Regions from separate parts of the Homo sapiens genome. Here region 1 is linked to region 2. The links are chromatin contacts, found by Hi-C or POLR2A ChIA-PET in ENCODE. All regions are on one chromosome and are shown on one strand. The core of a region is the stretch at or near the end of the contact, and the rest is flanking DNA. Distances in the headings are between cores, read along the strand shown.

The links. Hi-C counts contacts between places; a loop is a spot of excess contacts on that map. ChIA-PET counts read pairs that join two places held with the same protein, here RNA polymerase II (POLR2A). Pooled maps may share reads with other maps.
Region 1: a loop to region 2 is called in a map of CD8-positive, alpha-beta T cell, with 10 times the contacts of the local background. The contact joins the promoter of TIGD2 here to the promoter of ABRAXAS1 in region 2. A Hi-C loop is called at or near these places in 2 of 168 maps with a recorded cell type or tissue (CD4-positive, alpha-beta T cell and CD8-positive, alpha-beta T cell) and 4 of 50 pooled maps. POLR2A ChIA-PET finds 5 or more read pairs at or near these places in 1 of 52 experiments (naive thymus-derived CD4-positive, alpha-beta T cell).

Annotation. Positions count from the first base shown.
Region 1 is chr4:89,109,820-89,114,634 of GRCh38, forward strand. It overlaps TIGD2 (tigger transposable element derived 2), which reads left to right and starts at 1,714. Exons shown (of 2, transcript NM_145715.3): 1 at 1,714-2,064; 2 at 2,248-4,815. The coding sequence starts at 3,156. The coding sequence ends at 4,733. RefSeq lists enhancers at 1,222-1,331, 1,362-1,441 and a silencer at 1,522-1,971.
Region 2 is chr4:83,483,487-83,488,786 of GRCh38, forward strand. ABRAXAS1 (abraxas 1, BRCA1 A complex subunit) reads right to left here and starts at 1,614. Exons shown (of 9, transcript NM_139076.3): 1 at 1,500-1,614. The coding sequence starts at 1,586. RefSeq lists a silencer at 1,340-1,829.

The DNA of each region.
Region 1 (4,815 bases), core at 464-2,963, 5.6 Mb after region 2:
GTGATAAAAAGGGAACAGCTATAAGACATAAAACAGCAAACTGGAGAATCCAGGAGGAACAGAGAAAAATGCAAATGGTATCTGGAAGAAAATTAAATCCTAGAGATACTGTGGAAAAGAGAGGAAGAGTAAGAGGCAGGATTCCTTTGTATTTAAATATCCTGGGACACAGCTACTCCAGCAGACTCGGGGGAGAGGCGGAAAGGCAGGCGGCTGACATCTGGTTACAGGCTGCCTCATTTCCACATGGGTGGCAGTCGGTAAAGTGCTGTTCTAGCAGTCTTTCACGCTCTTCACAGGTATCAGGGAAAATAAGAATATTTTGTAAAGTTATATAAAACTACCATGAAGTAAGTTATAATGTACCCAAAACAGGCAACCAGGACTTCCAGAAAGGGACTGGCTTGTTGGAAGCCAAATGGAAGGCAGGGAAGAGGGGAGGTCTAAAAGCAGGTATTCTCCAAAAGCCACTTACAACCTCACAACATAACTAGATCAAAGAATTTCTGTCATGCCAGATAGTGGAAGGCTGCTATGTTGAGAAAGGCAATTGAGCAGTTTTGGCGGCGGAGTCAAACAGAAGGCTTAGAATCAACATCTGTTTTCTACAGTATGCTCGCTTTGATTTCCATCTCCAAGTTTCTGAAATTCCAGAAACAGTATATGGCCTTGTCAAAGAAATGACGAATTACTATGTTACTTTGTGTTAACGAAAAGGTTACATTTATGTTCATATGGAAGAGATAATTCACTGAAGAATTTCCAATTTTTCAAACTGACACGCACACACAAGACGGAAAGGAAGGCAGCCTGACCGCGTTTCCCAGGAAACAGGTGGTGCAAGGTGGAGGTGCACCACTCTCTCCTCCAGGAAGGCGGTGACCCTTCCGCAGATGTCTCCGTTGGAAACAAATAAAGGGAGTATCAGTCAAAGCGCAATTCCCCGATTCCACTTGAGAAGCCCCGGGCGTCGAGGCACGGCAGGAAATTTACCACGACGCCTCCCACTGGCTCAAGGGTCTCCCAGGTGCTGTCGATTTTGCAAAGGGTCCGTCTCTACAGCGACTGTGACGAGTTTCGGAGCATCAGCACCGGGGAGCGCTGACCCGACACTCGGCTCTACCGCAGCCCGCCGCGCCTCGGCACCCTGGGCTTGTCCGGCTGGGTGTTGCCGAGCGAACGCCCCAGCTCCTGCCCGGAACCCACGTCCGCCGGCTCCTACCGTGCCTCATGATCCTCGCTCGGGCTAGCACTTTCCACGCGCGCTGACTCTGGGCTCCGACACCTGGACCGCCTCCGCAAGGCGGCGCGGCTGCTGTTTGTAAACACGCCCCACGTGCGCTCGCCCTGCCCCATTCGCAGCCCGCTCCCGGCACGCGAGGATCCTCCGCTTTCCCCCCAGCACTGGGGGGGTGAGATTTTAAAATTTCCCCCTAGGGAGAAAAGAGCCTCGTCGGCAGAGCCGGGCCACTGGGAAAAGCGCCAGGACAAGGCGAGCGTGTGCCTCCCCCTGCCGGCCAGGGAGGCACTGCGGCCCCGAAACGGCCAGGCGGTGAGTGGAACCCACGCAGCGCCTAGAGACGCACCCCTGCCGGGCCCCCGCCCCTCCCGCCCGCTCGCCGGAGTCCCCTCCCCCGGGCCGCGTGCGCTCACCCGCGCAGGCCCCGCCCCCTCGCCGGCACAACGTTCTGCGGGGGCGCGCGCGTGCTCTCTAATCCCCCGCCTTCCGGCTCCGGCGGCGACGCTCGTCCCTCTCCGCTCGTCCCTCGCCGCTGCCGGGCCACCAGTGCCAGCCTGCCTCAGGAGACTCCATTTGCGCTTAGTGTGGTCTGGGCGCCGCGCAGGCGGTCCCAGGGCGATGCCCGGGGCCGGCGGACTGGCGTTCCCTGTGCCAAGCGGCCGCCCGCTGGCTGGCTGGCTGCAGCAGTGACATCCTGGTCGCCGGCGTCCAGGCGGAATCCGGGCTCCCTCCGCGGGAGGAAAGACGTCCCGCGCTCTGAAGCTCGCCCAGCGGGGAGAGGCCCTCGCTAACACGGCTTCTCCCTGACCTCTTAATTTCAGGAGGTAGGCTCTTCAGGTCCCTCTCTCTGTCACCCCAGATTATGCCTGAAAGCATTATTTGTCGTATTTAGCTATCACATTGATAGGAGGCGTTAATTTTCTCAACATAGTTGCAGGATAAATGTGGATAATGCCACAGATCCTGATGTTGAATTGAAAGAAAATGTTTTTGGTATTTTCCTTTAGGTTTCGGAGCCTCCGAGTATCTCTACAGCCCCCACAGGAACTGCTTCTGTTGGTCCATCGAGGATCGTCTTTCACCAGGATTATTGTAACATCATCTTCACCGAGCCTGCCACCCCATAGCCTCTACCTTGGGTCCTCATTTCCACCGATGCAGTTTTTTTGATGCTTTCTTTAGTAATGTGACATCACATGTCCACTATCCTCCTTTCCAGCTGCCAAATCTAGTAGGTTTAAGTCGCTTTTAAAGTAGAGTTTTCTGCCTGTTCCACTTTCACCTTATTTGCACTGTTCACTTCTGTCCGGGTCATCTTCTCTTGCGTATGATTTCCACAAGCACTCACTTGCGCAACCTATAGCAGAGTCCGTGCCTAGAGAGACAGCATTCCATACAATCCACTGCTTGACAAAGACCACATAGTCAGAGGGTGAGTTTTCCCATTGTATTTTCCTGTATGTCAAGTTTGCAAGTCCTCTCTTGACTTAAACTGTTTACTCCCTAGCACATTTCCTAAAATACTTCCACCTGAGATTTAGTGGCTATTCTGGCAAAGAACATTACCTGCAAGGATGGCAAGAATTGAGTATGCAATAGTACTGTTTTAGAAGCCTTACCAGTACAGTTTCTAGCCTCTAGTGTGATTGCACTTCATGAAAGACCCTGAACCCTGAGGAGGAAGAAAGATAGAAGATAAGAGTTAATTGGCGCTAGGCTTTGTTGTAGGAAGTTTGTAAGTTTTAAAATAGCAAGTAGATTCACGTAGACCTTGTCAGGAAATTGGTCACTATCCATCTAGGCCCTAGAAGTGAGAGGAGGAATCTTACGAACTCATTTTCTAGTTGCTTTGTATTCAAATCTTAGTTGTTAATTATCTTGTTCTAGTAATCACCTAAAATATTAGACACTTAAAATGTTGGGGAAACGTAAGCGTGTGGTGTTGACAATTAAGGACAAGCTTGACATTATTAAGAAACTTGAGGAAGGCATCTCTTTCAAAAAACTTTCCGTGGTGTACGGAATTGGTGAATCCACAGTTCGTGATATTAAAAAGAACAAAGAAAGGATTATAAACTATGCAAACAGTTCAGATCCTACCAGTGGAGTATCCAAACGTAAATCTATGAAGTCATCAACATACGAGGAGCTTGATAGAGTTATGATAGAGTGGTTTAACCAACAGAAAACAGATGGGATTCCAGTGTCCGGAACGATTTGTGCAAAACAAGCCAAGTTCTTTTTTGATGCTTTGGGAATGGAAGGTGATTTTAATGCATCGTCAGGCTGGCTAACTCGATTTAAGCAGCGCCATGGTATTCCAAAGGCTGCTGGTAAAGGAACAAAATTAAAAGGAGATGAAACTGCTGCCAGAGAATTTTGTGGTAGCTTTCAGGAATTTGTTGAAAAAGAGAATCTACAACCAGAGCAAATTTATGGTGCTGATCAAACTGGATTGTTTTGGAAATGTCTACCATCAAGGACATTAACTCTTGAAACTGACCAAAGTACTTCTGGGTGTAGGTCAAGCAGAGAGAGAATCATCATTATGTGTTGCGCAAATGCCACAGGTTTACACAAACTTAATCTTTGTGTTGTGGGGAAGGCCAAAAAGCCCCGAGCATTCAAAGGCACTGACCTTTCAAACCTTCCTGTGACATATTACAGTCAAAAAGGTGCATGGATAGAACAGTCTGTTTTCAGACAGTGGTTTGAAAAGTACTTTGTGCCACAGGTACAGAAGCATTTGAAATCCAAGGGACTTTTAGAAAAAGCAGTGCTTCTTTTAGATTTCCCCCCAGCACGTCCAAATGAAGAAATGTTGAGTTCAGATGATGGCAGAATAATTGTGAAGTATTTGCCACCAAATGTCACAAGTCTGATTCAACCAATGAGCCAGGGAGTTCTAGCCACTGTAAAAAGATACTATCGAGCAGGACTTCTCCAGAAATACATGGATGAAGGAAATGACCCAAAAATATTTTGGAAGAACTTGACAGTGTTGGATGCAATTTATGAAGTGTCAAGAGCTTGGAACATGGTAAAATCAAGTACCATAACCAAAGCATGGAAAAAACTTTTCCCTGGCAATGAAGAGAATTCAGGTATGAACATTGATGAAGGAGCCATTTTAGCAGCTAATTTAGCAACAGTTTTACAGAACACAGAAGAATGTGAACATGTTGACATTGAGAATATTGATCAGTGGTTCGACTCTCGGAGCAGTGACTCAAGCTGTCAGGTGCTGACTGACAGTGAAAGTGCTGAGGACCAGACCAAGGCTGCTGAGCAAAAGCCTTCCAGTAAGAGTAGAAAAACAGAACTGAATCCAGAGAAGCATATTAGCCATAAAGCGGCACTTGAATGGACTGAAAATTTACTGGATTATCTTGAACAACAAGATGACATGCTTCTGTCTGATAAATTGGTATTAAGGAGGCTTCGGACCATAATAAGAAAAAAACAGAAGATCCAAAATAACAAAAATCATTAATAAGGCTCTTAAGTATTTCAGTGTATCTGCATCTTTGTGACTATCTGCAGTGAAACTTTGCTTGTTTGAAGTCCTGTGGATT
Region 2 (5,300 bases), core at 364-2,863:
TGCCCACGCTGGTCTTGAACTCCTGGGCTCAAATGATCCTCCTGCCTCCGCGTCCCAAAGTGCTGTGATTACAGAAATATTTTATATTCTTTATAATTAATAATGCTTTTTTCCCCTAAAAGTAAAAAAGGATTATTTCCATAATGTGAGTCTTTACTGGAATCACGCGGGGGGATATCCAGAATCTAGTGTTCTTGATTTTGATACTCAAAAGACGAACTCAGGGAAGGGAAGCAGGGGGGCAATGCAAGTGCAACTAGCCAGAAAAACCACCCTTTAAAGACTTCAGGAAAAAGATCTGAGAAACAGGGGCCTCCCTAGCACTCAGGTACTTCCCAAGGGCTAATCGTTTAAGCTACCGAGGATTTACGGTCCCACTCTATCTACACTACAGGTATTCCAAAATAATTTCCACAGCTACACATATATTTTAAATGGTCATATATTTGTTCTTTATTAGGTATTACTTTGTAAGGTTATCTGAAATTGTATACATAAAACATACCAATTCCAACCTTTATTAGGATTGTGCCAAAGAGCAATTTTGTAATGTTTAGATTTTGTAGAGACCGGGTCTCACTACGTTGTCCCCGATGGTCTCGAACTCGTGGGCTCAGGTGATTCACCCGCCTCGGCTTCCCAAAGGGCTGGAATTACAGGCGTGAGCCACCGCGCCCGACCTATATTAAGGCAATTTTGAGTAAAATAGACGTTATATCTTAAAATGAACTTAGCAGAAATTACTAGGCATTGTTCAGCAGGGTATTCTCCGAACTGTACCACACAGCAGGGAAGTGTATTTCAGATGCTTAGACTTTCTTTCTGCAAGTTACTGAAAGTGCTACAGGACATTAACTACTTCCGAGCTCAACGTTTTACAGCGTTTCTTTAATTTCATAGAACTTTTAGAAAATAGGCAACGTACTTTTAAAAACTGTTTTAACAAATTTAATAACGCAAATAAAAAGATATCTGATATACCAGATTAAGCTGTTCCATCCACTAAGATTTGCCACTGGACGCAACATCTATTTTTATTCCCTTACCATCCTACCATCGCAACAAACACGCACAGACGCTGCTCTGCATGAAAAAGTCCGCCTGGTTTTGCAAACGCCTGTCGGGCGTCGCGAGAAACGGAAAGTTTACCGCAGGCTCCGCAGAGCAGCGGAAAGACGCTCCGTGAACTTTCCATCTTTTCACGCCCAAGTTTCCACAGCTACAGGGGCGCCGAGGAAAGATGGGAGCGTGTGGGACACTTGGGTCGGAAAAGGGAAATAACGGAGGATAGCAGAGGGAGGGCTAATGCTGGAGAAGACTTCGTGGGCACGAGGCACCTCAGGGACCGCTGAGGGGGAGAGAAGGCAGAGCCGCGACCGCAGGGAGGAGGCGCGGCGGCGTCGGGGGAGCGGGCGGGGACCGGAGCAACAGCGGGGAGGCAGGCCGCGCGCAGGGCTCTTCCCAGGCGACGCCGGACCCCGCCCCGTCCCTCGGCTCACCGTGTCCGAGTCCGTGTTGAGGTGCTGGAAAGCGAGTGCGCCGAGCACAAAGCCCGAGAGCACCGCCGACGTACTCTCCCCCTCCATGCTACCGCCGCCTCAGGCTACACAAGAGGACGAGGGCGGGGCGCGCGGAGGCAAGACCCTGTGGTGGCAGCGAGGCGGGGCCCAGCGAGGAGGCGGGGCCTGCGCCGGCGCACGGGCTGCTGCGCGCTCCGCAGAGGGGCGGGGCGAGGGGGCTGAGGGCGGGCGCGGGCGGGTCCCCAGCCGCGCGCTCGGCTCCTCCTTCGCTTCTGCTGCCGGCCTCTCCCGGAAGGCCGCTGCATGTCGGTACCACTGCAGAGGGCTGCGAATTGCTTTTGGTGGCCTGCGCCTGCTGAGCGACCTGTCACAAACATGCAAAGCTATCAAAATGAACACGGTTGACAGGGTCATTTTAAGACAAGCAATGATTACAAGAATAAAAGAGTTGAGTAGCAACATTACGATGCCACAGTGGATATGCCACGGTTTTGGTTTTCAAGCTGCATTTTAGCACCCTTCACTCACTGAAACTTACAGAATACTAATAACCATTTGGGGATTGTCTTTGCTAGAACTCTCTAGCCATGTTCTGTGTCTGTGTGTTTGTGTGTGTGCATGTGTGTGTTCCCTTGCTTTTAGAAAACTTCAGCCTAATTTAAACAATACATGGATATTTAATGTTCTGACAGTTTAATGATAGGCATAATCATAGTAAGCTGGTTCATTTAATGTAAATGGTAAGGTGAGTGGACCAGGGCTTGGCAAATGTATTTTACACACACACACACACACACACACACGTAAAGGTATGTTTCTTAAATGACTGAAAGTAAGCATAATAGCAGACTACTGAATTAGTGTGGCACATTTGTGGGTTTTGTTGTCAAGCAGTTGTCTGTGGCTGCGTAACACACAATACATATGTATATAATTAATGATTATATATTTATTCCCTAGAATTAAGTTTCTTGCCTTCATTTTGTAGGGGTGAAGGGAAAGCTCTGCCCTCTGAAGGTTCACTGGAGTGAACTAACAAAAGAAAAGATGAACAGAAGGAAAAGGGATACGAATTTATTTTATTTTTTATTTTTTTGAGACTGAGTCTCGCTTGGTCACCCAGGCCAGAGTGCAGTGGCACCATCTCAGCTCACTGCAGCCTCCACTTCCCGGGTTCAAGCGATTCTTCTGCCTCAGCCTCCTGAGTAGCTGGGATTACAGGCACGTGCCACCAAGCCCGGCTTATTTATTTATTTTTTTTGTATTTTTATTAGAGACAAGGTTTCACCATGTTGGCCAGGCTGGTTTCGAACTCCTGACCTCGGGTGATCTGCCCCCTTCGGCCTCCCAAAGTGCTGGGATTACAGGCGCTCCCGACTGGCATACAAATTTATTAATGTGCCCTGGAGAAAATCACAGTAGAGTGATTACCCAATAATCCAATGAGGTTCAGATGCTTATGTACACTTTTTCATAAGGGAGAGGGAGATGGAGGAATGTAAGTAATTTTGAGGATCACAATTGATTCTTTGGATGAGCTTGAGGGATTGCTTGCAAAGAATTCTTTGTGGAAGTTGGATGAGCCCAAACAGCAGTCAATAACTTAGTACAAAGTTCCTCTGGGCTCTAGATTTGATGTTTGACTTTCAGTCTTCTTTCCACAGTCAGTAGATAATGAAATTTCAATGAAGGGGTGGAAGACAATTGTCGTAGGGTTGATAAAGAGTGGACAGTCGTGCAGGAGTATGATTACACAAAGGGAGTATGATGTAATGGTAACAAACTGGGGGAACTTAGAATGGGCTGTTTGTTCAGGTTCTTCTCTGTGTCCTGGTGTCTTCAGAGGTAAGGATATTCCTTTTCTCTATGTAAAGGGAGGGTACCTCTCAAATGATGGTCTTATGACCTACTTCAGGGAAGGACACCGGGTTTTATGGCCTGCCTCAAGGGAGATGGCCAGAGTATTCTTTCTATGGTTTATGGCCTGCTTCAGGGCAAAAGGAGTGAGGGGAAGGTGCAAATGACCTCTTTGCTCTGCTATTTTCTCAAATGCTCAGGTGCTATATTTTGGAGTAGTGTGTCCTGAACCACATCACTAGTTTTACTTCCTGCAACCCAGAGCAGCACAGTAGCTGAACCAAATACTCCTTCGGAAGCCAAAAAAGCTTGGGTATGAGTGGAGATAAGGAGAAATAGTAGATGAGAGTAAAGGAATAAATAAACGGGTTATATAATGAGGGAAATCCAATATTCATTAAGACCTCCAAAGAAACTCAAAGCAAGGGATGATATTGTCTCTTATCTTAATTATATCAGATGCCTGAAATAATGAAGATATATATTGCTAAGAACTCTGCTTTTGAAACCTGAAAAGATCAAATGGAAGCCTGAGTGGCCACACCCTGGGAGGCATTTTCTTTTCTTTTTCTTTTTTTTTTTTTTTTGAGACGGAGTCTCGCTCTGTCTCCCAGGCAGGAGTGCAGTGGCATGATCTTGGCTCACTGGAAGCTCCACCTCCTGGGTTCACGCCATTCTCCTGCCTCAGCCTCCTGAGTAGCTGGGATTACAGGCGTCCGCCACCACGCCCGGCTAATTTTTTGTATTTTTAGTAGAGACAGGGTTTCACCGTGTTAGCCAGGATGGTCTTGATCCCCTGACCTTGTGATCCACCCACCTCGGCCTCCCAAAGTGCTGGGATTACAGGCGTGAGCCACCGCGCCCGGCCTGGCATTTTCATATGATAGGCTGATGGACTGGACAGGTTATTAGTAATTGAATGGGGTTTTAGAAATGTGCAACTATCTTTTAACTCTTATGATTCTTTGCTATAAGGAATCAGTGGTCAAAGATCAAGGATTTGTCTGTAGTATAGTAAAAAAGAAAATAAATATTTAGTCTTTGTCCTGAGTTCCTGGCGTGGGAGCTTCTAAAACCTTAGGAATTTACTGGTTTTTGTATGCTAAAGAATGACTCATGGGAGAGTGTATTCGTCCCTTCTTGCACTGCTATAAAGAAATACCTGGCCGGGAACAGTGGCTCATACCTATAATCCCAGCACTTTGGGAGGCTGAGGTGGGCAGATCACCTGAAATACGAGTTTGAGACCAGCCTGACCAACATGACAAAACCCCATCTCTACTAAAAATACAAAAATTAGCCAGGCCTGGTGGCGTGCGCCTGTAATCCCAGCTACTTGGAAGGCTGAGGCAGGAGAATCACTTGAACCTGGGAGGTGGAGGTTGCAGTGAGCCGAGATCCTTCCACTACACTCCAGCCTGGGCAACAGAGTGAGAATCTGTTTCAAAAACAAACAAACAAACAAAAAGATTGGGCACAGTCACTCATGCTTGTAATTCCAGTGTTTTGGGAGTCTGAGCAGAGAGTATGGCTTGAGGTCAGGAGTTTGAGACCAGCCTGGGCAACATAGCAAGACTCTATGTCTTCAAAAACTTTAAAAAATTAGGCCAGGTGCGGTGGCTCATGCCTGTAATCCCAGCACTTTGGGAGGCCAAGATGGGTGGATCACGAGGTCAGGAGTTGGAGACCAGACTGCCAATATGATGAAACCCCGTCTCTACTAAAAATACAAAAATTAGCTGACCATGGTGGTGGGCACCTGTAATCCCAGCTACTTGGGAGGCTGAGGCAGGAGAATCACTTGAACCCAGGAGGCGGAGGTTGCAGTGAGCTGAGATCACGCCACTGCACTCTAGCCTAAGTGACAGAGCAAGACTCCATCTCAAAACAAAAACAAACAAACAAAAAATTAGTCCAGGTGTG